2 separate regions of the Homo sapiens genome follow, and region 1 is linked to region 2. A link is a loop called in an ENCODE intact Hi-C map of the cell type or tissue named here. Cell type or tissue: dorsolateral prefrontal cortex. All regions are shown on one strand. Links, peaks and the distances in the headings refer to the core of each region. The heading gives the core; the rest is flanking DNA. Region 1 has its middle 120 kb from the start of LINC02141. Region 2 has its middle 250 kb from the start of LINC02141.

Region 1 (2,922 bases), core at 176-2,675, 130 kb after region 2:
CAAAAAGCCGAATAAACAGGGCCTTTGAGAAATATGGGATTATGTAAAGAGATCAGATCTATCACTCACTGGCATCCCTGAAAGACAGGGAGAAAAAGCAAGCAACTTAGAAAACATATTGCAGGATATCATCCATGAAAAATTTCCCAACCTCACTAGAGAGGTAAACATTCAAAATCAGGAAATGCAGAGAACTCCTGCAAAATACTACACAAGGAGACCATCCCCCAAACACATAGTTATCAGATTCTCCAAGGTTGAAATGAAAGAAAAAAATGTAAAAGACAACTAAAGAGAGGGGGCAGGACACCTACAAAGGGAACCCCAGCAGGCTAACAGGGGGATTTTCAGCAGAAACCCTACAAGCAGAAGAGATTGGAGGTCTATATTCAGCATTCTTAAAGAAAAGAATTTATAATCAAGAATCTCATATCCAGCCAAACTAAGCTTCATAAGCGAGGGAAAAATTAGATCCTTTCAAACAAGCAAATGCTAAGAGATTTTGTTACCACCAGAACTGCCTTAAAATAGATCCTGATGGGAGTGCTAAACATGGAAAGAAAAGACAGACCAGTCTACGGCCATACCACCCTGAACGCGCCGATCTCTTCTGATCTCAGAAGCTAAGCAGGGTCGGGCCTGGTTAGTACTTGGATGGGAGAAAAGACAGACCATTATCACTACAAAAACACACTGAACTACACAGAACAGTGACACTATAAAGGTATCACACAAACAAGTCTGCATCATAACCACCTAACAACATGATGACAGAACCAAACTGCATATATCAATACTAACCTTGAAAGTAAACAGGTGAAATGCCCCAAGTAAAAGGCATAGAGTGACAAGTTGGATAAAGAAGTTGGGCCCAATGGTGTGCTGTCTTCAAGAGACCCATCTTACATGCAATAACACCATAGGCTCAAAGTAAAGATAATGGATAAAAATCTACCAAGAAAATGGAAAACAGAAAAAAAGCAGGTGTTGCTATTTAAGTTCAGACAAAATAGACTGTAAACCAACAAAATAAAAAAAGACAAAGAAGGGCATTACATAATGGAAAGGGTTGAATTCAACAAGAAGACCTAACTATCCTAAATAATACATGCAGCCAAAACAGAAGCACTCAGATTCATAAAGCAAGTTCCTAGAGACCTATGAAGAGACTTAGATAACCACACAATAATAATGGGAGATTTCAACAACCCACAGGCAGTATTAGACAGATCATCAAGGCAGAAAACTAACAAAGATAATTGTGACCCAAACTCAATACATGGCTAAGTGGAAGTAATAGCAATCTATAGAAAATTTCACCCCAAAACAACAGAATATACATTATTCTCATCTGCACTTGGCACATACTCTAAAACTAACCACATACTTGGCCATAAAACAAACCTCAGCAAATTTGAAAAATACAAAATCATACCAACCACACTCTTGGACCACAGTGCAATGAAAATATAAATCAATACTAAGAAAATCACTCAATACCACACAATTACATGGAAATCAAACAACCTGCTTCTGAATGACTTTTGAGTAAATAATGAAATTGAGGCAGAGATCAAGAAACTCTTTGAAAGTAATGAGAACAAAGATACAACACACCAGAATCTATGAGACACAGCTAAAGCAGTGTTAAGAGGGAATTTTATAGCACTATATGTCCAAATCAAAAAGCTGAAAAGATCTGAAGTTAACAACCTACAATCACAATTAGAAGAACTTGACAAGCAAAAGCAAATCAATTCCAAAGTTATCAGAAGACAAGAAATAACCAAAATCAAAGCCGAACTGAAGGAAAATGAGGTGTGAAAAACATACAAAAATCAATGAATCCAGAAATTGTTATTTTGAAAAAAAGAAATATGATCGACTACTAGCTAGATAAATAAGGGAAAAAGAGAGATAATCCAAATAAACACAATCAGAAATGGTAAAGGGGAAAGTATCACTTTACAGAAATACAAAAAACTCTTAGAAATAGCTATGGACACCTCTATGCACACAAGGTAGAAAGTCTTGCAGAAATGGTTAAATTCCTGGATACACACAACCTCCCAAGACTGAATCAGGAAGAAATTGAATCCTTGAACAGATCAATAATAAGCTCCAAAATGGAATCAGTAATAAGAAACCTACCAACAAGAAAAAGCCCAGGAGTAGACGAATTCAGAGCTGAATTTTACCTGGTGTATAAAGAAGAGCTGGTACCATCTCTACTTAAACTATTCCAAAAAACTAAGGAGGGAAAACTCCTTTCTAACGCATTATGATGCCAGCATCATCCTGATACCAAAACCTGGCAGAGACACACATGCAAAAAGAAAACTTCAGGCTAATATCCTTGATGAACATAGATGCAAAAATCCTCAACAAAATGCTAGCAAATGAAAACCAGCAGCACATCAAAAAGCTAATCCACTATGATCAAGTAGGCTTTATCCCTGGGATGCAAGATTGGTTCAACATGTAGAAATCAATAAATGAAAATTATTATTCACCACATAAACAGAATGAAAAACAAAAATCATATGATTATCTCAATAGATGCAGAAAAGGCTTTTGATGAAACCCAATATCTCTTCATGTTAACAATCCTCAACAAACTAGGCATTGTAGGAACATACCTCAAAATAATAAAAGCCACTGTGACAAACCCACAGCCAACATCATACTGAATGGGCAAAAGCTGGAAGCATTTCTCATGAAAACTTGAACAAGACAATGATGCTCTCTGTCATCCCTCCTATTCAACATAGTACTGAAAGTCCTGGCCAGAGCAAGCAGGGAAAAGAAAGAAATAAAAGGCATTCAAATAAGAAGAAAGAAAGTCAAACTATCCCTATTTGCAGATAATTTGATTCTATGCCTAGAAAACCCCATAGTTTCTGCACAAAAGCTCCTTGTTCT
Region 2 (2,922 bases), core at 201-2,700:
GGGGTCTTTCACATTGTCCCAGTAGTCTGAATAAAAAACTGTGGATTGTATGCAATGTTATTTCAAGATCATAAGATGTTTTGAAAACAGATGGCAGTATACATGAAAGATCACAGGAGATAGCAGTTCACAGCAGTAATTAAAAGGATCCTGTACAATAGAAAGGCTTTTAAATTAAGCAGTAAACTTTACATAATTAGGCATTCTTTTTTATTGTTCATATTTGGCACACGTTTTAGACAGAAATTTTTTTTTCTGCCAACAGTATCTTTTTGTATATTTTATGCAGAAAAGGCATTTGAACATTGTGCTCAGTCAGAAATCAGAATGGGAGAGTAAAATGGGGGACAGAGAAATCACTGAAACACAGAATAATTTAGGAATTTTCCTAAGGCCCTATAATGAACCCATTCCATCATCTGAAAAAAATGGCAATAGTATCGTTCATAAGGATAGGATTGCTTTGAAGAGGAAATGTCATAATGTGAAAATTCTTTGAAACATTAAACATGGACATCATTAACATACACTTTCATCAATTTGCAGTTTTGAAAAATGTGCTTTATTTCTAAAACAAAACATAAATGAAAATGTAAAAAAGATCTGGTACAAATTTCATGAATTTACCTGATAAATGGTACAAGTAGAAACATACATATCAAAAAACGGCCAGACCTTTAAAATCACCTAGCTCAAGATTTTTCAGTGTTTTGATGTAATGTTTACCGAGTAACTACTGTGGGCCATCCACTGAATTAATTAGGTACTGGTGGTTGCTAAGACAAGGACAGTTATCTGAGGTACTTCTCTCCTAGATTCAAGTCTGTGTTTATGTGTTTTAATAGAGTGTGGAATATGAACCAAAATCAGCTTTTATGAATTAACAGAATCAAGTGTTTAATATGGTAAAAGACAGGGTTATTGTGATGGAATATAGAACATTTACAAATCCTTCTGCAGAAATAAACTTTGTTCCAATAAGGAGTTGAAATTATCCATGCGGTGCCCTAGTACCATACATGAGGCAGTGCTTTTTACCTCTTTAAAGTGTAATCCTGTATTAATCTTCAGATTCTTCTTTGATACTTGCCTGCTCTTGATTTTTGGCAAGTTGGAATCTTGCTAAATTGTGATCTTCCAACTTCTTCACTATTTGAATTCCACCTCTTTATCAGCTCCTTGACTTTATTGAATAGAAAGTCTCTCAGGTACAGGAAATGGGATTTGTGTAGTGTCAAACATGAGACTGAAATACAATATGGCCTTTGTGAAGGTCAAGCTGCTCTCCATTGCCACCTATTCTGAAAATTAAATGAAAGTTTTACCTTTCCAACTACTTAACCAAAGCCAGATTTGGTGACTAAGTAGGTCACAAGTGACATTCTTTTCTTGTCTCTTCATTTGTGCTACAATTTTGCACCCATTTTTAATGGACCTACATGGATGGCATTGTTTTTTTGGAGGACTTTTCCTCCTCAACACATGCTGTTGGGGCCTGTCCAGTAGCAGCATGTCTTATGCCTGGGCCAATTCGGACTCTTCCAGGAAATGTGATAGTCAGACAATAGGGAACTGACTGCATTTGCTGAAGTCACAGGCTGGGAGCCTAGAGTTGCCAATGATTGTTTTCACTGAGTGCACAAAATATTCATATGAGACAGAGACAAACAGAGCTTAGAATCGGGGGATACAGAGCCTTGATGGATTCAGAAGGGTGACTGGTACAGCCCACCAGGATGATGGATATTTTTCTTTGTTTTATTTTTTCTTAAGCTACCATAAGAGCTTGCTAAAGGAAAATTTCTGACAAAGGAGAGAATTAATATACTTGAATTCCTAGTATTAGGCCTTTTATATAAGACAATTTATCTGAATTATATTGATAAGCAAATGATTAAATAAGACATGGCATCTACAGTGAATTATGATCTAAGCGCAAAATTGTGCTCCTATATCATCAGTTAGGTACCACTGAGAAGGGTCTACATAACCTGCCCAGGGACTGGGGGGCAGTTTAGCAGGTATTTCTAGGTGATGGCCATGCTTGACCCTGTCATGAAACTAGGAGTTATTTAAGTATAGAGGTGTAGGACTCATTTTGTGTAAAATAAGAATGGAAAACCTAAGTCAAACAGTAAGGCACTTTCTGGCTGATTAAAAAATCACAATCTAATAGTTTTAGCTTCAGAAATATCTTAAGTGATTGCCTCCTGAAAGAAGAAAGGTGCTGTCCCATTACTGAAGGTGTTCAAACAGATGGCTTTATGACCTTTGGCTGGAGAATTAGCAGAGGAAATTCAGACATTAGGTAGAAAATGAAAACTTCAAATTCTGTTTGAGAACCCATGATTTATTTAAAATGCAGATGATAAATAAAATGCATATTTATTCCTGTGTAAACAGAAGGTATAATCCCCTGAGCACATGGGTCCTTTGTAGAAGCCATGCCACTTTCAAGATATATCTTTCTAGGAAGAGAGAAGCATGTTTATTGCAAAATGTAGGAGCAATTCATCTATCAGATAACAGGATCCAGCACAGCTCACACATGGGTCACTTGTCAAGCAAGCAACTCAGAACACCCAGAAATTCAGATAAATCAGACCAAATCATGCCACTGAATCTGACAGTATTATAAGCACTATAATCCTAGCTGTTAATGATATTGTGCCATTTATATCCAAAACAGAGGTAAAATTACTGTGGACATTCTAAAGCTGCTAAAAGTGAAAAAAGCAAAAGGGTAGTCATCGTGAAAAACTTTAACAACTAAAAGCAAGCAGGGAATAGGCTTTAATTAAGTAATAAATTAAGTAGTACTAATAGGCAGGGTTTGGATAAGAGTTCACTGTTGAATCTTTGATCATTACTATAGATTAGCAAAATGGCTGGAAAAAAAGAAAATAAATGAACATTTTGTTT

What was found. Hi-C counts contacts between places; a loop is a spot of excess contacts. Peaks named below come from ENCODE experiments on the same cell type or tissue, not always from the same donor. Only the 100,000 strongest peaks of a DNase experiment are listed, where the experiment ranks them.
Region 1: it touches region 2 in a loop (5-fold over the local background); 2 of 110 quality-filtered maps call a loop at or near these places.

Annotation. Positions count from the first base shown.
Region 1 is chr16:59,730,782-59,733,703 of GRCh38, forward strand. No RefSeq gene overlaps it. Among named protein-coding and RNA genes, the nearest start is that of LINC02141, 120 kb to the right of the region's middle. In dorsolateral prefrontal cortex, for the core only: no CTCF peak of the experiment used is centred there; no DNase peak of the experiment used is centred there.
Region 2 is chr16:59,600,093-59,603,014 of GRCh38, forward strand. No RefSeq gene overlaps it. Among named protein-coding and RNA genes, the nearest start is that of LINC02141, 250 kb to the right of the region's middle. In dorsolateral prefrontal cortex, for the core only: no CTCF peak of the experiment used is centred there; a DNase peak (open chromatin) is centred at 1,559; H3K27ac peaks cover 329 bases.